Regions from separate parts of the Homo sapiens genome. Here region 1 is linked to region 2. Evidence: read pairs that join two places in POLR2A ChIA-PET (ENCODE). Cell type or tissue: A673. All regions are shown on one strand. Links, peaks and the distances in the headings refer to the core of each region. The heading gives the core; the rest is flanking DNA.

What was found. Peaks named below come from ENCODE experiments on the same cell type or tissue, not always from the same donor. Only the 100,000 strongest peaks of a DNase experiment are listed, where the experiment ranks them.
Region 1: POLR2A ChIA-PET joins it to region 2 with 5 read pairs; 3 of 35 experiments call an interaction of 5 or more read pairs at or near these places.

The regions. Positions count from the first base shown.
Region 1 is chr2:29,490,911-29,501,191 of GRCh38, forward strand. All of the region lies in intron 4 of ALK (ALK receptor tyrosine kinase), which reads right to left. Among named protein-coding and RNA genes, the nearest start is that of CLIP4, 380 kb to the left of the region's middle. In A673, for the core only: no CTCF peak of the experiment used is centred there; a DNase peak (open chromatin) is centred at 4,841.
Region 2 is chr2:29,711,033-29,721,313 of GRCh38, forward strand. It overlaps ALK (ALK receptor tyrosine kinase), which reads right to left. Exons shown (of 29, transcript NM_004304.5): 2 at 6,546-6,665. Among named protein-coding and RNA genes, the nearest start is that of ALK, 210 kb to the right of the region's middle. In A673, for the core only: no CTCF peak of the experiment used is centred there; no DNase peak of the experiment used is centred there.

The sequences.
Region 1 (10,281 bases), core at 669-8,668, 220 kb before region 2:
ACTGACAAAATCACACAGACTCCTATTACTATAGTAGTAGTAAATTTTTACCTGCATTTACAATGGAAGAAATGCTACATTTCAGTGAGAAGTAATCAAAATAAAAATGTCATTCTTTCCATCCATGTTCATAGGCCCCTCAATTCTTTCCAGGGTCCTCTGAGGATCCATGGTCCCCAAATTAAGAACTACGCTATAAGTCCTTAATAAACATTATCTTATTTTATTCTTTTAAAAGTTTTACTCCTAATATTCCCATTTTATGGATCAGGAAACTGAGGCTCAGAGAACTGAAGAAACATGTCTAATGTCTCATGTGGTTAGTCAGATATGGAGTGTGGGCTCAAAGCCCCTGTAGAGACAGGTTTCCGTGGCTGATCCATTAGTGCCTCTCAGAGTGCCTAGAACAGGGCCGAGTTCATAATATGTACTCAGTAAGTATGCGTTGATTGCATGAATGAATGAATTGAATTGAACGTCAAGCCTGTGTACCTCAAAATTCCATGCTGTCTCTACTCTCCATCTATCCCATGCAACTATGTATGAAAAGGAGACTTTTCTCCTTATTCATCCAGCAGGTAGGGAAGGGTAAGTTCAGTTCCCTGATCTACTAGACCTGACAACGGAGCTTTGATTCTAAAATTGATGTTGAATACACATAGCACGAGCAACATTATTCCGACAAAATTGGAAAACAATTCAACAAATTGAGGAGAGGAGTGTCTCAGCAAGGAACGCCAGTCCCTCTGGTTTCTCTTGGAAGCAGCTGAGCTTGTTAATGAAACAGGTTGTTACTTTCACTTAACGTGTGTCCTTCTTTAACTGACAAATTAGTTAGTGCCAGCAGGAGAGGCAAGAAGGCAGTGACTAAAGGGGCAGGGAGTGCTGAGAACCCAGGCTCGGAGAGAAGCACAAAATGAGAGAAGAGAAACATACCAGGCCTTCTCTTCTTCTAAGCAAAACAAATTTTTCTCAGGCACTTTTCACAGATGTCTAATGTTCTTAACTAACCACACTTAATTTAATTACCTTAAAGTGAATTGGATGGCTGAAAATTCATTTACATAACAGCAATTCTAATACTTATAAATTGCACAATCAATTAAATCCTTAAGAACAAATGTATAGACTGTAAATGAAATATCTATCTAGTAGGATTAATCAAAAGCTAATCATGAAAAATATCATCCTGGGTCTGGCTCAAAGAATATGCCATGGTTACCATTACCAATTACAGTATTGTAGGGCCTGCTTTAATAGGTAATCATATTAATTGACAACACTATATTTAATGTGTTTCCATAATCCTTTCTTTCTGAATCAGAGATTCATTTATCTTTAGGCTGTGTCTTGCTGCAACCCATCATCAACATTGTCATCAATGTTACAAGTGTGTATTTGAGTGTGTTTTCCATGGAAGACATGGAGCTAGCCACTGGGGATGCACTGAGAAATAAAATATAGTGCCTGACCTTATAAGAAGAGAGACAAGGATGAAGGCCCTTGATGGCTCGGGTGAGGATTGCTTAAAAAGAGTGAGAGAAAGTCATTAGGAGTGGGAAGAGGGAATCAGGGCCTAAAGGGTAGACTCCATATCGTCCCACACTGGACCCTATTCAGTGCTGGATATGTCCAGGGCCTAGCTGTTTCTGCACACGGTCAGTAGGTGTTTAGCCCAAGTTTGATGACTTCAGTTTGGTCCAGTAGTTCTGCCTGATAAGAAAAAAGCCAAGAATATGGGTGAGGAACTTCCTCCTGCTGTTCGTAAGGATTCTTAAAGATGATTTTTGAGAGCAGATGTAAATAACATCAAGGGTTTGTTTGTCTAAGCTAGGGATGGAACCCATGGCTTTCCAGCTATGCAGATGCCAGTTGCAGATTAGACGTAGGTAACTGTTTTGATTCAAAAAATCAACTTCATAGTGGTAATATTGGCAAAGATCCTTGAACAAATTTAAAAACAGATTTCTAACCAGATGGTATGGGAGTATTTAGAAAAGAATGCAGGAATCATTGAAAAGCCACTGTGGGTAAACTCAGAATCAAGCAGACAAACCAATCTCGTTTTCTCTTCTGATAGGCTTGGCACTTGGCAGGTCAAGGAATGCAGTGGAGAGCATGCATCTCATTTCAGCTTTTGATGAAATCTCTCCTGCTGTCCTTTTGAGTAATATGATAGATGTGGATTAGTTGATAACAGTATTAAGTGGATTTACACTTACTTGAGCGTCAATAGCAAGGAGTGTGGATTGGTGTCTCTCTGTCCTCTGCCCTGTCCTGTCTCACATTTTTTTCCAACACTGGGATGAAGACTGGATGGCTATAGCCCATTGGATTTTCAAATGGCTCCACCTGGGTAACTCATTCCTGTGATCTGGGCATCTCCAGTTGCCTTAATTACTCCGCTGTTTCAGGTCCTAATTTCGCCTCATCCCCAAACTCTGCTCCACAACTCAGCCAAGGCCAAAGGCGTACACATCAGAGAGTCACGTATCGTGTTTTCTCCAGATGTCCCATAACAGAATGAGCTGTCTGTTCCATAACAAAACGAGTCCTTGTTAGGATGTTTCTAGGAGGTCCCTGCATCACTGAGAGGTTGACTAGGATGCTCTGTCTAGCCTTCCTGTTTTCTCTTTTATTCTCTGAGGGAGTGGCATGCAGTGAAAAGAACACTGGCTTTCAAAACAAAACTGACTTCACTCTTTGCTCTTTGGGTAGGTCTCAGTTTCCTCATCTGTATAATGGGGATAATAATTCCTACTTCCCGAGGTTGTGGGAGGATTAAGTGATGAGGCCTGTCTAGTGCAGCAAGCACATAGGTGTGCCCTCTGTCAATGTTAGTTCCTTTCTGTCTTCTAGAGAGCACTTTGGAAGCAGGTGAACAGGCTCCCTGGAGGTACCATGCGAAGCCCTTAGGACTTGGTTGGTGAGGCAGCCCAGTGAGGCCCTCTTTGCAAGGCCAGGACTGTCAGGATGAAACGGCCTCAAGCACAATGAAGGAGAAGGCTCTTTCACCCTTCCATGTCTAATTCTGACAGAGAGGAGGAGACACAGTGGGGTGGATGCAGAAAGATATACTGGCTCTCCACTAACTTGTCGTGGGCCCTCAGGCAGGTTGCTCAGTGTCTGAGGACCTGTCTAAGGGTCCTCCTATGGGCAATAAGAAGCAGAATCCACCAATGTGATGGGAGGCTTAGATGTGTGGCTTAGATCCACCAATGTGATGGGTGGCTTAGATGAGATTAGGTATTTGGATTTCCTGGCTCAGAGCCTGTCACCCAGAAGGTGCAGTATAAATGGCAGTTTTGTTTCTATTAAGATTTGTGATAATAATAGTATCAAGAGAACAGCTTCAAGCTTTGAGGCCTCCAGACCTGGTACTGGTCTGCTCTGGGTCTCTGTTCATGGTGAGGGAGAGCAGAATTTTTAAAAATGAAACAGGAGCTGCGGGAGAAATCTGGGATGAGAGGCAGATGCTAACACTACAGAGAGCTTGGTGAATGAGGGTCTTTAGAAGGCCCACTCAGTTTGGGGCTCTGAGATCTTTAAAACAGCAAACTTTCCCACACTCACGAGGGCCATGATCCTATGAGAGACAGTGAGTCTTAAGGGGTGGGTGGGGGAGTGACAGCTGTAGATGGCTTCCACACAGGTGCTGCCCCTTCTGCGCGGTGCCAGGCATGTCCAGCCCCTCTGCAGTTTGAGGTAACCCAGCCTGGAACATAAAGGGGTGAGTTGTGCTAGCTGCTCCCTCAAGTCATTCCCAGGCCTAGAATCCTTGGGTTCCAGGTCTGCCTGGCCTTTGAGGTGGCATTACAATAGGACCCTTTGGATGCCTTGATGGGTTTTGCCTCAAGGTTGGAGTCCCAGGACTGACTTCCTGCCTAGTAAATTCCATGCTATTGTGAGAAGCTCAAAGCTCTTTAGAGACTCGTGTGTGTGTGTGTGTGTGTGTGTGTGTGTGTGCATGCATGTGTATGCTGCACATAGTCTCTTAGTTCCTCACTATTAGACCTCAGAAGGGACTATTTTGTTTGTTTCATGTATTTATTCATTCAAAACATAGATATCGCTCACCTGCGATAGCAGACTGTGCTTTATGATGCTTTCACCCAAGATGCTAGCATGTTCTCTACTCAAAAAAATAATAATTCTCCTAAGACATCTAACATTTGGCATCTGGAAGAGAACAGGATGTTTAATGTGCATGAAGTATGTTCACAGAGCCGGGGTGGACTTAGGAAGTGAGCCAGCTCCCTCCTGCCTACCCCAGCTCTGCTCCCTGCTCCTTCCCTGCCTGCTTCGTGCTGCAGGAGGCTGAAGGGGATGAAGTGCATCCTGCCTCCCTGGCTCTCTGGCTTCTGGTTGTGTTTGGCCAATGGGAACACCACAGTAGATCAGAGCAAGGGTGGAGGGTGGCATTGGAGTGTTTATTTCTCTAGTTCCTTTCCCGTGGCACTGCACGGTATGTTCCCGAGTCAAGGTCTCTTCCCCTCTCAAGACAACCTTCTCTACAAAACTCTTCTCCCTTTGGATTCTAGCAATCACGCCTTCCCCACTGAGGACTGGGCTAGTGATGGTTACTAGCCCTGGCATACTAGTGCTAGTTACTAGCCCTGGTGGTTTTCTTACCCTCCCCACACCTTTGTAAAGAATCTCCCTGATTAGACTCACCTCAAATTATCCAATTTGAATGTGCCATCTCTTTCTTCCTGGGACCTTGAGTGATAAAGATCATCTATTCCTTATTTTGACAGAGGAGGAAACACAGGAAGTGACTTACCCAAAGTTACTCAATTAGAGAGAAAGCCAGGACTCAAGCTGACTAAGACTATCATGAATATGTAGAACATTGACCCAGATTTTTCTGTTTTCTTGTGTTTCGTCTTTTCTTCTTGGTCCCTGGAAGATGCTGTCAGGAGGTTTCAGTGTAATTAATTATGCTGGCACATCCAATGAATGGAGCTATGATTTAGCAAGTCTACTTGAGATGCTGATAAATTAAACAATGAAATGCACATTTCAGTTTCAGTTAAGAGAATCCTAACCTAGTTGAGGAAAAGAGCACAACCTCACATTTCCTTTCTAAAAGAGGAACGTTTTACAGAACTCCTATGTTGAGATCCCCCTCCCTTTGCGGCCGCCTTTTTCCCATGTCAGTTCTCTGCTCAGGAATAGACTATAGCCATGTAGGGATCAAATGAAATAACTTATCTGAGGTATTTTTAAACACTGTAATGTTCTTTATAAAATGCAAAAGATTATAGCTATTCAATCTATAAATATCTGAATGTAGGATAGCATATGCTTATAAACAGCTTTTTTGCTCATTGTTTATTACATCAGATCCAAGCTTATTTGTCAAAATGTTAAGGTCTTATAAAAATGTACTGCCTTTCCTCCACAACTCACTCACTTTTTCATCAGGCAGTGTGGGCTCGTGGAACTAATACAGACAAACTAGATTCACACTTGGTTCAGGGTCACTGCATATGGCAGTGCAGGCTGTGTCCTGCACAGGATGCCACATCTAAGGTATTTGCATCATCACTGCTATAGATCTTTATGTTTTTTAATGACAGTTTTCCAGAGGATAGTAGTAGAGTGGCTGGCTTTGTTAAACTTAGTATATTATGACAATTTTACAATAAATAAAAAAAAATGCCTTGAGGAAGAGATAACTTTTTCTAATATGACCTTCTCCTAGCTTCATAATAAAGCAATCATATATAAGTTTATGAAAATCACTTACTTCAGGTTGTATAATCTAATCAAGGGAAATCTCTTAGAATAGAGATGACAAATATTTGCCATGTACACCACCACACTTTGCCCATGGAAGACCCCAGTAGCCACCATGGCTCCCTTCCTCAAGTCTGGATGCAACTTACACCATGTGCCAAGCAACCATTGCCAACCAAATGGGGCTGGCATACTGGCTGATATCCATTTGCTGTCACTGCTCAAAAAGGTTGTTGTAAGGATTTCAGGATAGTGAATCCACAGCACCTGGAACAATGACCACAATCATCATCACATTCCGGGCACTATAGATTCACCATCTTAAAATCCTGATGAGGCCAGGCATGGTGGCTCACGCCTGTAATCCCAGCACTTTGGGTGGCTGAGGCGGGTTTATCACCTGAGGTGAGGAGTTCGAGACCAGCCTAGTCAACATGGTGAAACCCCGTCTCTACTAAAAAATATGAAAATTATCCAGGCATGGTGGTGGGCGCCTGTAATCTCAGCTACTAGGGAGGATGAGGCAGGAGAATCGCTTGAACCTGGGAGACGGAGGTTGCAGTGAGCCGAAATAGTGCCACTGCACTCCTGCCTGGGCAACAAGAGTGAAACTCCATCTCAAAAAAGAAAAAAAAAAATCTGATGATTGTGGTCATCACAGGCTCTGCCACCAGAGCCCTGTGAATGTTCTCCAGGTCTGCGTACCACTCCCTTGGTTGGCAATACCTGGCTCCCTCCCTACCACCGGCCTATGCTCAGCCTCAATTCATTGCTCAAATAGAAACAGAACCTTGGTCTAGGTCAGCATGGTGCTTGCTACTGAGTGCACCAGGGCTCCCAGCAGCACACACATCCCCACTGACCTCAGCTCACTCTCTTTCCTCCTCTCCTCTCTAAACTCCACACAGACCCATGCTCTGTTGCTGCTAATCAGCACTCAATGGTAATTTGTAAATGTCTGCAAAACTCATTATAATTCTTTTGTGTGTCCAGGCGCTGCATTCCTATCAAGAGGGCAAATCCCTTGAAGACAGAATCTTTTTCTTCCTTTTAGGTTCAATATTCTGCTCACATGGGAACTCAACAAATCATATTGTTTCGGTCATGTAGGGTGCCTTGAAAAATAAGGCATGATCATTTGTTATAACTAGTCCCTGGTCACCTTCTTCATATGAGGCTAAGAAAATGAATATAGTCATGAAATGATTATTGCTCTCCTGGTCCAAAAAGTAAATTTAAATTCTTTTCTTTCTTAAGTCCAAAAGATACAAAACTAATTGAGAACTCCTGATATTGTTATAATACTATTACTTATAATAAGTAATAATAGTAGAAGTCAAAATACAATTTCTAATGCCATTACTACTAACTTCATTAGGATTCATTTCTTCCTCTCCCCCACTCTCATTTGGCCAAATGCATTTCAGTAAGTGCACATGGGAGCTGAGAGGATGATAAAGAATTATGAGTCTCAGTATTTATTCTATGCTCTCCCAATATTGCAGCTCTATTCCTTCCAGATGAGATGGCATTTTGACTGTGGGTGATATGATTAATGCCCAAATATGACCTAAAAAATTGAAAGGGAGGCACAGTGACTGGGTTTGGGGGAGGAGGTTGGGAGATATCCTTCATTATTTGTCAGGCTACTTAGGCAAGGAAATACACTTATTGATGATAAATATGCAAAAATGAAACAATAAAATTTTGAACTGTGATTTTTTTTTTCAAAATCTAAAGCCTGTAGGGTCTTGGTATGTGGGTGGAGGGCCTATGAGATATAGAGGAAATTACTGATGCTTTCTCTGTGTCGACCTCATCCGTAAAATGGGAGTAATGGAGCCACCATCAGTGCCATGTCTATTGTCTTGAGGGTTGAAATCAGGGTCTTGGGTGCAGTTGTACAGGTTGGGCCTGCTCTGGAACATTCTGCTGAGGGGAGCAGAGGGGCCCCAATGGAGCGGGGCTCCACTTGCCAAGCCATGGCCTTTTGCTTATGCATCTTTGCTCATTTGCTCATTTGTCTGCCAAGAGCAGAGGGGCTTTTTCTAATTTACAGGAAGAAGCTGTTTGTGCTCACAGCCGCCCTGATTGAGATAAGTATGTAATGACATTATTATTCAACCAAGGGCTTTCACTTTTTCCTAATGAGTGTCTATTCATCGCACTAGTGAGGAGAGTGTGGAGTTGGATCATCACTATAATTGAGCACAGTCAGAGACGGTGGCATGAAAAAGCCAAGGACGCAGATTCACAGGAGTATAGCATTTGGAAGCTAGAAGATCACCTACTCCAAACACTCCCATTTTGCAGAAAAGGAGTCCAAGACTCAGAGTAAACTTCTCCTCCCCATCAAAAAGAAAAGGCTTGTTAGTTAAGTTCATGAAGCTGGCTGGTGGTAGTTGGAATGAGACCTGTGGTGGCCTGCCTGGCAGTCCTACAAATTAGAAGGCAGGAGTTCTCCATTCCCAAGATATACGTTCCTCACCCCGGTTTTGTGGCATTTGAGAATCCAACATCTGAGTATTTCTTGAGGGTCCTTCTCCAGGGTCTCCTTTTTTTTTGAGACAGGGTCTTGCTGTTACCCAGGCTGGAGTTCAATGGTGTGGTCTCGGCTCACTGTAACCTCTGCCTCTCAGGTTCAAGTGATTCTCCTGCCTCAGCCTCCCAAGTAGCTGGAATTACAGGTGTGCACCACCATGCCCAGTTAATTTTTTGTATTTTTAGTAAACAAGGTTTCATCACTTTGGTCAGGTTGGTTTTGAACCCCTGGCCTCAAGTGATCCACCTGCCTTGGCCTCCCAAAGTGTTGGGATTACAGGTATGAGCCACTGCACCCGGCTCCTAGGGTCTTCTACGTTCAGGTTGAGGGCTGACTAGTTTTACAAATACTCGAAGTTCAGATACTTTTCTCCCACACATCTCCCTGGTTCCACTCTCTAGACCCTCTCGCCTCCCTCCAGCCAACCTCTTTATCAGATTGTTCATCATTATTGCTCAGGCTGAAAATCCAAACCCCAGCTCTCCTCTTCCAACCCTCATTTCTCCCCGGGTGGACTCATTTTCACCACCGTGAACCACCTTGCATGGAGTTCCCTCTGCTGCCAGCCCATGTCTTCCTGACTGATTGAGTCTTGCGGTGCCTCCAGGTGTCTTCCTAGCCATAGATCTGACTCCAGCTTCAGCAGGCCCTTTCTCTTGTCACCCTTGCCAGCCAAGTATACCTTCCCCTCTCCTTCCCCTGTTCTTCCCTCCCCAGTGGTTGCTTTTCTTATTCATGGAACACTTGTCCCCATCTCATCACCCAGTCACCAACACTGGGGACATTGTGACACCCCCATACACTTGGGTCTCGCTGTTCCTTAAGGTTGGATGGTGCCCACTCCTCCTCAACACGGCTCCTCAACATGGCTCCTTCCCCACAGTGGCTCCTTGGCCATGATTTCCGATCCCAGAGTTCCTTGATGGCTGATATGGTTTGGATCTGTGTCCCCCACCCAAATCTCATGTGGAATTGTAATACCCAGTGTTGGAGGTGGGACCTGGTGGGAGGCAACTGGATCATGGGGGTGGAATCCTCATGAAAGGTTTCGCACCATCCCCTCGGTACTGTTCTTGTGATAGTGAGTGAGTGAGTTATCACAAAGTTTGGTTGTTTAAAAGTGTGTGGCACGTCCCTGCTACCGCTCTTGCTCTTGCTCCACCGTGTAAGATGCCTGCTCCCCCTCTGTCTTCAGCCATGATTCTAAGTTTCCTCAGGCCTCCTGAGAAGCCAAGTGGAAGCTACTATACTTCCTGTGCAGCCTGCAGAACCATGACCTAATTAAACCTCTTTCCTTTATAAATTACCTAATCTCAGAACTAATACAATGGCCACCTATTCTTTTTCTTCTACCTGGTCTAGCCTCTTCTTTTTTTTTCTGGAACCATCCCTTTATCCTCATCATGTGCTCTAGTCCCTGACTTCACCTCCTCCCTGCTCCCTGCTTTCCTTGTCATCCAGGAACTTCATGGACATCAGCGCCATCCATGGTCTTGCCTACCCTAGAGAAGCATGTTCCTCTGGCCTGTGCTGACCCTGTCTCATCCATCCCCAGCTGGTTAAATCTTCCCTTCGCTCTTCTCCTTCAGGCTACCAGGAGCCCAATGCTGCCATTTCTCCAGGCTTTCTGGGATCCTTGCATACACAGGGGCTCTGGTCTCAGCTGGATCTAATGCTTTGCTCATCTCTGATTTGCTCCCTACCACATTGACACAACCCCAGTCCCCAACTCCCCACCTCCTTTCTGGCATATTCTTGTCTTCCCACTATCAGCACTTGGTCTTGCTTCCTGCATTGCTGAGAAGGGAGACTGGGCTGTCCCCCAGGAGCCCTTAAATACCCTCTTCTTCCCCTTGCTTTTTCCTGACACCTCTCTTCTCTCATCTTCTTATACTGACCTCTGATGCATGGGGAGAAGAACTCCCCCAGCTCATCCTTCCAAGCCCTTCTGGATCCTTCTAGAACATCTCTTCAGTCCCTCTGTCCCTTGCTAAGTC
Region 2 (10,281 bases), core at 1,480-9,479:
ATCTTCATCCACTCAATTACTCAAGGTGGATTCTCCTGAATAGGAAACCAAGTGGTGCTCACCTTATATCCAGAATCTCTTCCAGATTCTCCTCCTTCCCTTTCTTTTCCATCCTATGCCTCATATGTAGGACCATGCCCAACTCCTGAGCATTCTCAGAGTAACTGTCTCTCCAGCCTCACCCCAGGTCCTCTACAACCTTTGCCACAGAGCTTGACCTGTTCCCAAACACCTTTGCACATGCATCCCTTTTGTCCAGAACACTCTTCTCCTGACTCTCTGTGTTCCCTAGAGTCCAAGGTCCAGTTCAGCTGCCGCAGTCTCCAAAACATCTCCCTTCTTGAGTCCTCTACAGACCTGGTCCTCCCTCCTCTGTGTTCCTGGGCCTCTGTTACTGCATTTGTCAAAGAGCAGGTATGCTTACCTCTTCCCCCAGAGCTCCTTGAGGGAAGCAAATGTGTCCTATTTGTCTTTATCACTGACATGTCTAGAGCACAACTAAGCATACACTCGGCACTCCACGACTGTTGACATCCCTTCTCCCATTCTCTGTGTTGGTGGAGACGTGCTAAGGGGGAAATGATGCAGGCAGGGTGGGGGTTGTGGGAGGGCCTCTGAAGGGGGAAGTCAAGACTGAAGCAAGCACTAAGGAGCCACCTGCCCAGGGGTGAGAGCTGAACCATGTCAACGGGAAAAAGAATAAATGAAAAGGCAGTCAGAGAGCCAAGGGCGACCCCTACTTTTGTGTCTTTCTCTCTCTTTCCCTGTGTGTCTCTCTCTGTCTCTGTCCCCTTCCCCTCATCATCTGTTTCCCTTTGTCAGTGTCTGTCCCACTTTGTGAAAAGTGTTTTGAATGGATCTTTTCTGACTTGTTTTTCTCACCTTTGTGTCACATGGTCATTCATTCTCTTATTATATTTTATTCTGACGTTTTTTCTTTCTGCATTTCCTTACTCAACTTGCCACCAACATAGAGATAAATTGTTCATATTTATGAATGGCTCTATGTGTCTTTGTTTTAAAGAGATATGACCAAGAGGAGCATTTTAAACATGTCTCTCCTCGAAACACCTAAGGCAACTCCTTTATATTGAATTTCCATGGATTGAGTATATTGGCTCCCAGCAGGTCAGGGCCCTCCAGGTGATAGGTGGTCCCTGATCCTTGGTCTTGTGTGACTGCCAGCATTACTGTCCCCTTTGGGACTCAGACTTTGTGGTGAATGCATGCAGAGATCTTTTGCTTATCAAGCTTGTAGATGAAAATACAGAGGCATGAGCTAGGAAAGAGCTTGACCCCCTAGCTCAGTGGAGCAAGGCTAGGAAGAGAACACAAAAAGACCTGGCCTGGAAGGGGCAGAGGAGTTGGTAAGGAAGCTTTCAGCCCTGACAACAGTCCACAAGGGAGCTGCTTTTCACTGACACCAGTGCTCCTGAGGACCAGAATGGCTGATCACAGCCAGCCACATTAAATACGTAATTTCAGAAATGCGATCAAACTGACTTCCTGCCAGAGCTATGAAGCAAATCCTATACAGAGCCAGAGGTCCTTTGTGTTTTCCATTTTTGATTCTGTGTTAGGCTGATTTTTTTTTTTTGAGAGAGAGATATTTAATTTACCTAGTCTTTTCAATCAAAGAAATTGATACATTAACAGGATGGGTGGTGATGGTGGCAGTGGCAGGGAAAGTAATTAAAAAGTCTAATTTTTCTTTCTAAAAGCACCAGCCCCTGAACTGGATAGGTCTCCTTGGACTGGAAAGCAGACAAAGTTTGAATAAAACTTTTATTCAAATCTAACAATTATTTTGTTGTGCTTAGATGTTGGGATGTTGGGAAGAATATTTTCTTTTCCAGGAGCCAATGTTTTGGACATTAGGGGGCTGGATCAGCTTCTTAGGGCAGTCATAACAAAGTACCATCAACTGGGTGGCTTAAAATAACGGAAATTTATTTTCTCACAGTTTTGGAGGCCAAAAATTCAAAGTTAATATGTAGGCAGGGCCATGCTCTCTCTGAAGCACTAAAGAAGGATTTGTTCCAGGCCTTCCTCTTAGCTCCCAATGCTGCCCGCAATCCTTGGTGTTCCTTGGCTTGTAGACACATCACTCTAATTTCTGATTCCATAGTTACATGGTGTGCACCCTATATGTGCCTGTGTTTTCTCTTCTTATAAGGACACCAATCATATTGGATTAAGGCCCATCCTAATCCAGTATGGTCTCATTTTTATTTGATTGCAAAGACTCTATTTCCAAATAAGGTCACATTCACAGGTACTAGGGCATTAGAACTTTAACAAAATTTTGTGGGGAGACACAAGTCAATCCCCAGGGACCATAGTCTGGGATGGGGAGGGAGGGTAGAGAAGACAAGACTACCTACAGTGCCAAGGGGATTCCACTCATGGTTAGAAAGGGTTGAATTACTTGGCCTGCCTGGGATAGTCTCCATTTGGTGATATCAAGTCTTGGTCCCATAGCTACCCAAGGTCTTAGACATCAGACTGATCATTTAGCTAAACACCAGGTCATCCAGGAAGTGGGCATGCTCTCCAGGCAGGGAAAGCTCATCTTTGAAATAACTTTGTGATATGATAGAAAGAGCACACAGAGAGTCAGAAAGTCCAGGTTCATTCTTTTCTAATGGCTCACCTACTCCGTAAAATGAAAGCACATTAATAAACTCCTTTGACCCTCGATTTGTATTTCCATAAAAATAAAATATAAAATAATTTTCATCTACTGCAATTTTATAATACAACTTAAATGAGAAAAGTGGGTGAAAAAGAGTTTTGCAATGTATCATGTTTTTTTTTTTTAAATAAATGAAAAGTCCCTTTCTCCTGCTCATATGGGCAGAACCTTTCATCGTCCTGTTTAAAAAGTTGATGTGATTCTTCCCATACCCAGAGTGGGCAAATATGATTTAAAGGTGGAAAGGATACCATCTGTCTCTGTGGCTCTAAAACTCAAGGTGATCAAAACTGCCTTTCAAAACCCCCGGTGGCCTCAATCTTTTAGCATCTGGTGCTACCTGATGGAACAGATTTTTATCTGAGTAGGTAGTTAGAGCCTAATCCTTTAGCCAAGCCTATAAATAAGTCTAAGGGCATGAGAGCTGATGATAAAAAGAAAAATAAAGTCTTTCTTTAGACGTCCTCCCTCTCAAAGCCTTAGGGGAGGAATGTGCAGCCCTCTGCTCGCTGATGATGAAATTAGTGGGCGCTCGTCATTCAACACAAAGGCGAGAAACGACTGGAATCTGATGTCAAAAGCCACGGAAGAGAATATATTTTACACAGCATATTAGGCCCCAATGCAAATTAGAAGAAATATGGGGAGCCTTCAAAAAGGTAGGTCAAACTTTTTCCTCAAGCAGATAATTACAGACTGGGGGTGAATAAATCTTATTAGCCTCTTTCCACCTTGTCTCTTCTCATAAAACACTGGAAAAAAGAAAGCCATTCCAATTCAGAACTGGACAGCTCACCCAACAGAGGCCTAGCCTAGTGGTCATCAGGACACCTGCGGTCAGGTTGTTGATGCTCACTCTCACTCCCCCACCCTGACGACCTCCCACCAGGATGCAGGTGAAGACAGCCAACCAAGCGTGGACTTCCATGATGGACTTGCAGAGACTTGGTGACTTCTCACTGTCTGAAGAACGATCCCTTCAGGCAGCAATTTTCCAGTCAAATTTATCTGCCCAAGTTTGAGGCCTTAAAATTAATGAAGTTGTTAACATTTCTTAAAATGTCTTTCACGGCAGTTGAAAGGTATGGATTTATCACCCAACTCAGCTGGCCTCTTTGATTCATAGACATGTGGGCTGAGCTCCCACCAACATCCTTAAGGGGACCAGACTCTTGGCCTTAGCTCTGTCTTTAGCTTGTTCTGCAGTGGGTCTTGGGGCAAGTCCTCAACATCTGTACTCTGAGGTCAGCCCACCGGGGACACTATGGCAGTGGGCTTAGCTGCCTATGGAATGATTTGTCTGTCCTATGAGCAGTGAAAGGGAAGGGCCAACCCTTACCTGTCTTTATGTTTGCATCACTTCCCACATCAGGCACAGGGCCAAGCACCCAGAGATGGTGATGGTGGTGGTAATGTCTTCATAAGTCTCAGCTGAATTAAATATGGCAGAAAGATGTAAAGCCTCTGGAATGCCCACCATAGTCAGTTAAGGAACCACCAATGAAGAATCAGCTCCTCCTTCCCCATAAATCAATAGCAACGATGGTGATGACTTGGGTACTCTTACCCAGAACTTGGGCAGTAACTGCCAATGGTTTGGGTCCTCTACTCTGCCAAGAAGGGAAATCATGAGGATTCCAGACCAGGAGGAGAGTTTGAAAGAGATCTTGAAAAACCTCCAGATCGATTCCTTTGCCCTAAGGTGGCATGCCATTTCACCCTCATTTTACAGATAAGGAGGATGAAGCTCAGGGAGCACCACATGGTTTATCAGGGCCAAGCCATGGGTAGGAGGCAGCTTAATAAGCTTTCATGATTTTCTCCTTTTGACCTGCAACCTCTTATAAGATGCTCCACAGGGAACAAATATGTTGCCCTCTGCAGCATGGAGTGGGTAGATTTACCCCTTGGGGCATTCTGCATTTTATAAAAATTGTCCTTCTGTAGAGATACTGAATGACTTTGGGAGCAAAATCAAAAATGTTACCTGAAGACCAGTTGTATCGCAAATCTGGTTACAAAGCATTAACAATGAAAAGATCCAGATTTCAATTATTTATAGATACTTGCCCTTATCATAAGATGACACTCAGTGTCTGGTTTAAATAAAATCAGGAAGTAATTCTTATCTGGAATCTCCTGACGACCACTGATCTTTCTCTCCTGCAAGGGCTGCTTAAGAATCACAGGAAACATTCCAGCACAGAAGATAATTATAAACTGCCCCAGGGTTTTTGATGGATTTTTTTTTAAGTTTAAAATATGGTACAGAAAGGTACAGTTAATATGAACCAAGAGCGTTATAGATGAGAGACAGCAGGCTTTGGACTGGAAGCTTTTCTATAGTGAGTGGAACATCTCTGTTAGGTGCATTTTAAATAGCTTAGGCCCAAGGGTATAGACTGCATAGAGGAATAGGTAAATATGCCCAGAAGGGAATCTAGAACTCCGTGCCACACCAGGTTTATAAATACTTAATTGAATCAGGCCTGATGAATGAGTTTCATTCTGGAGGACTTTTGCATTCATTCATCATAAATATGAGGCTGGTGCAAAAGTAACTGTGGTTATTGCCATTGAAAGTAGCCATTGAAAGACTAATAAGGCTTTATGCATATCTTCCATGCGATAGAATAAAGTGGAAAGCAAAGCTTAGTGTCTGTCCTTATGGTGTTCACCCTAGAGGAGTTCAAGAGAATTAAAATGTTCATTTGAAATGCTTCTTCTCTCCTCTAAATCTTCTCATTGCAGAGACCCAGCTACTATGAGCTGTTAGAATGAGCACAGAGAAGGAGGAATCTTATACCATGTAAAGGCAGCCTCCTGAGGGCTGCTAGGACAGGACCTACCCGGGTGGGTAGGTGGTACCTGGGAGAAAAAATGAAAGTAGGGGAAGAAGTCTGGCTTGGTAGCTGGAGAAGCCACTCTGTGTGATCTTATTAAACCTAGTTTCCACATCTGTAAAAATGTAATTGGACCTGGTCTCTTCATGTCGGATGCTGTTGCAGAATCAAATGAACCAAAATAATATCAAAGAACATGTTTGGGAAACTTTAAGGAGCTTCTTAACTGTAAGGGGCCCTGGAAGACCTGTGACGCTCATAATAATAATCCCCTCTTAAGAGACTGATTGTTGGCTGGGCACGGTGGCTCACTCCTGTAATCCCAGCACTTTAGAAGGCTGAGGCAGGCGGATCACGAGGTCAGGAGATCAAGACCATCCTGGCTAACACAGTAACACAGTCAAACCCCGTGTCTACCAAAAATCCAAAAAAAAAAAAAAAAAAAAAAAAAATTAGCCAGGCATGGTAGTGGGAGCCTGTAGTCCCAGCTACTCGGGAGGCTGAGGCAGGAGAATGGTGTGAACCCAGGAGGCGGAGCTTGCAGTGGGCCGAGATCGTGCCACTGCACTCCAGCCTGGGCGACAGAGCAAGACTCTGTCTCAAAAAAAAAAAAAAAAAAAGAGAGAGAGAGAGATTGTGATTGCTAGAAACACTGTGGGTTAGAACCAGAAAGCAAGCTACAGTCAAGAAGCAAATAAGCATCTCCTCTAATGATTGATAAGGGGATGGCTGGAACACTATATACCATAAAGGCTAAGCAGGAGGGATATGGCAGACACAAAGCCCTTGGCTCCCACCAGGATACAGAATGCAGCTGGAATGGCCTGGCTGGAATGGTCCACGGGGTTGAGCGTCACTGGGAGACAGAGGGCTCAGAAAGACTTCTTTTGCATATAGGGAGCTGAGGGAATGCCCTGGAGCACTATGAATCCCAAACTGAAACTCACAGAGTCCTTATTATGAGATAGTGACAGTGTATCTCAAGTAAATATTAAACATATACTTACCATATCGGCTGCGATGAGACAGGAAAGGGAAGGAGTCTTTCATTATCCAGGTGAGATTCCATGTAAAATAATCAGGAGAAGGAGAAGGCATGTTTGTTGGTGATTCCAAGGAGCTATGACCTGGACATAAAAATAAAGAAAACACTGATCCATGTGCTTGGGGTGTGTCTTTTAGCTGTCACTCAATATCAGTCAAAAATGAAGTTTATAAGGGGCTTTCATGACATCCATCGGGAAGATGAGGGGGAAAAAATTGAGCCACCAGTAGACTGAGTTGACCTCAGGACCCTGATGTACATTTTCTATCAAGGGCAGACAGATCTAAGAGGTCTGAATGTTCTGACCAAGGCCATGCTGAGGATCTCTGGGAGATGAACTAGAAGCCAGGGCACTTAATGGCTTGGTCTAAGAGTTCTATCCAAAGTCTATTCTGCCTATAATAATTTGTGCAGCTTTATAGAGAACTCCAATTCATCTCGTCCAGATAATGCCTCCATCCCTACTTTATGTTCAGACTTGTAACTTCCTCTAATGTTGTTTGCTTGGGTTATTGCCTTATCAATGAGAGGGCTGAAACTGCACTCTGAAGTTATGAGTTCTTAACAATTATGTTATTGTCAGGGTTGTGGGGGAAGCTAGGTGACCGGAGTTTTCCCAAAGCCAAGAGGCCAGAAAGCCAAAAGGATTAATGTTTCTGATTTGCATGAGAGAAAGAAGGCTTGAAAGAAAAGCAGCAGAGAAGCATTATTCCTGTCCTTAGCAGCACCTCATGTGGATTTTGTGTGGTGAAAAGTCATTACAATATATCTACAAATCAAATGATCATGCACTGCCTGATCTAACACAGTGCTTCCCAGAAAATCCCAAGCTCAATCACTATTTGCTAATGTTTTACGGCAGACAAAGCCTTTTTTGTTAAAGAAGGAAGGATTTGAGAATTAGTTCTCTTTCATAGATAGATGTGTCACAAGACTGAGTGCAGGGAGGAGGGAAGGAAGGAAATTAGCATTTCTTCTGTAGCTTCCCCGGAACAGACGCCATGCTGGACTCTTTACCTACATAATGTCACATGATATTCACCGTGGCTCTTTGAGATAGAAATGATCATCTCTGTTTTACAGATGCATCAACTGAGACCTAGAGAGGCAAGTGATGGAAGCAGAAACTGAGCCCAGGTTTGCCTCATATCAGCAGGCCATGTTCTATGGTGAATGGGCTGACCTGCTATTCTGGTGGTAACTGTTAACCCACTTGGAGGGACTTTGTGAAGAGGAAAAGGGGGAGAAGAGGAGAAGAAGAGAAAGAAGAAAAGGCAGGCAGCAGGAGTAGCAGAGGCATTTTCCCAGTCTGCCTGCTCTGCAGTTTCTTCCACATTACCCCCTGTACCAGCTCTTGCAGGTTCTGGTCTCCTACCTCTAACCCCCTTTTAGGATAAACCCCACTTCACACACTTGAAGGAAATCTCTGGCCTGGGTACCCATGGCAGTCTCTTGTTTCCAGACCCCTCCACTATTTTACCTGCAGGTGCTGCCCTTAGGCAATGCTTATTAAAGGCCCTTGTGCCCTGCAACTGGGACAGGATGGGCATTCCACGGTCTCCTTCCTAAAAAAACATTTTAATCTCTGCTTTCCATAGCTCTGAGTTGGAAGTGCTGGCTCTTGGGTATCTAGGAAAGAATTTTGACTTTTCTCTTATATTTGGTCTACAGAGATTAGAACTGAATTGATTTGTGCCAGGTACATCTTTCTGCAGCATTTCTGCAAAACAGCTCAGAGGAAATGCACTGAAAGGGGTGAGAGTCTGTGTTTGTGAGTTGCAGAGAGAAGCCATCTCATTTCACCTGCACATCAACTCTGTTTCGTAGATAGGCAATGGGGCTCAGAGAAGTGAATGCAAAGCCACGTAGGGTTACTTTGGGTGGGGTTAAGTTTATTAGCCTTTTAAAAAATTAGTATGTATCGAGCACATATGGACCGGTATGATGCTAAGTGCTTTAAATGTGTGATTTTGTTTACTTCTTACAGTAACCTTGTGAATAAGTTTATTTGTCCTCATTTTGCAGCTGAGGAAATTGAGGCATAAAGACGTTAGTTACCTTGACTACAGCCACACAGCCAGCAGGAGACAGGAAATCAGGGTCAAAAGACTAGATCAACTGACACTGAAGTCCAAGCTCCTTTCACCACTCTGCACAGGCCACAGACTGGTGCAGGGTGGTCCTCAGCTCTCCACAGGGCCTGGCAGGGCCCCCACGACACAATGGCTGAGGTCAGAGGCCACCACTGAGCATGCTTCAGAATAGGGCAAGTGGGAAGGGTCTGGGAAGACTCGGACAATCAATCTCCATGTGAATAAAAATTCACTTAGACTCTAGGTCTGAGTCATTGGCTAATCTCAAATTTTAAGTAGCTTTGAAGTGACAGGAAGACTAAGCCTAGGTTATACTTTCCTGTTTCTAAGTGATGTCATTTTTCTGAACCATTCAGTTTGGGAATGATATTAACTTCTTCCTGGATGTGAGGAACCAAGCAGATGGGGCTAGACTTCAGGGAGCACTTATGAATCTGTGAATGGGTACAGAATGGCAGATAACTTTAATATGAATGGGGGCCAGATAATATATTCAGGGGTTTAAAAAAAAAGAAAGCTTTCAAAAGGAAGGGCTCTGAGGGCTGGGTCATGACCCAGCAAGGTAATATGGACATCACTGTGGGCCATCTCTTCAGAAGCATGAGCTTAAAGCCTTTTATATCACAAAACACCAATAACTTGCCAGGCATCCACAGGGTTGAATATTGCAGGGTTGAAAAAAAGCAGAAAGTCTTAACTTGCCCTTACAGGAACTCCTAGAATTTCTTCCAGCCAGTGGGCTCACAGGGTCTCCAATCTTACCCCTGAGAGTAGGGAGTGCAAGTGATAAGCCGGATGAGGCTAGGGAGCTAATGTGGGGGTCAGCCAAAAGGCTGAGCCTCCCCACCTGAAAAGTCAAGGATCAAGGAAAGCAAAGCCCACATGAATGCAGTTGTTTTCCAAAATCGGAAGCATTGGAACAGAAATGAGTGCTAGTCAAAGTTCACAGAATACACATCAATGTAGAATATAAAGAACAAAATACTTCTGCATTTAACAAGTACAGGGTCAAGACACTGTCTGTTCCCATCAAGCTCTTTACCCTTGCCCTACCCAACCACTGCAGGGAAGGATTTTCTAGCAGAAAGAGAAGCCATGCCATCAGAAGCAATCCATTTAAGCTAGAGAAAGCCTTGTCTTTTCAGGGTTCCACTCTGAAAATATGAGGATCCAGAGTGAAATGGGCCTCATCAATGCAGATATATGGGTGAAGGTATGAATGCAGACCAACTGGCTCAAGTAGAGTGACTCTTGGACCTTGGGAGATGAAACGTAGATGAGAAAGGAGTGGGGAAATAGGAGCAGGAGCTTCTAGGTGCCCAAGTGAGGCAGACAAGTGAAGGCCTGAAGAGAAAGGAGGAAGAAATATACCTGGACTGAAGGCATTATTGATTTGCTAGCAATACAATTGTTGCTGTTTTTCTGATGATTTCTTAAGCCCTTTCTAGGCACTGCAGGGTATCAAGGCAGAGTGAAAACCTCAAGCTCTTGACACTCTGAATTTTTCACTGTGTATCATCCCCCTAATGTCCTCAGCTTCAGCTCCAGGGCTCATCTCTATCATAATTTCATTTCACACAATCTCAACTCCTTTGCCTCTTTCTT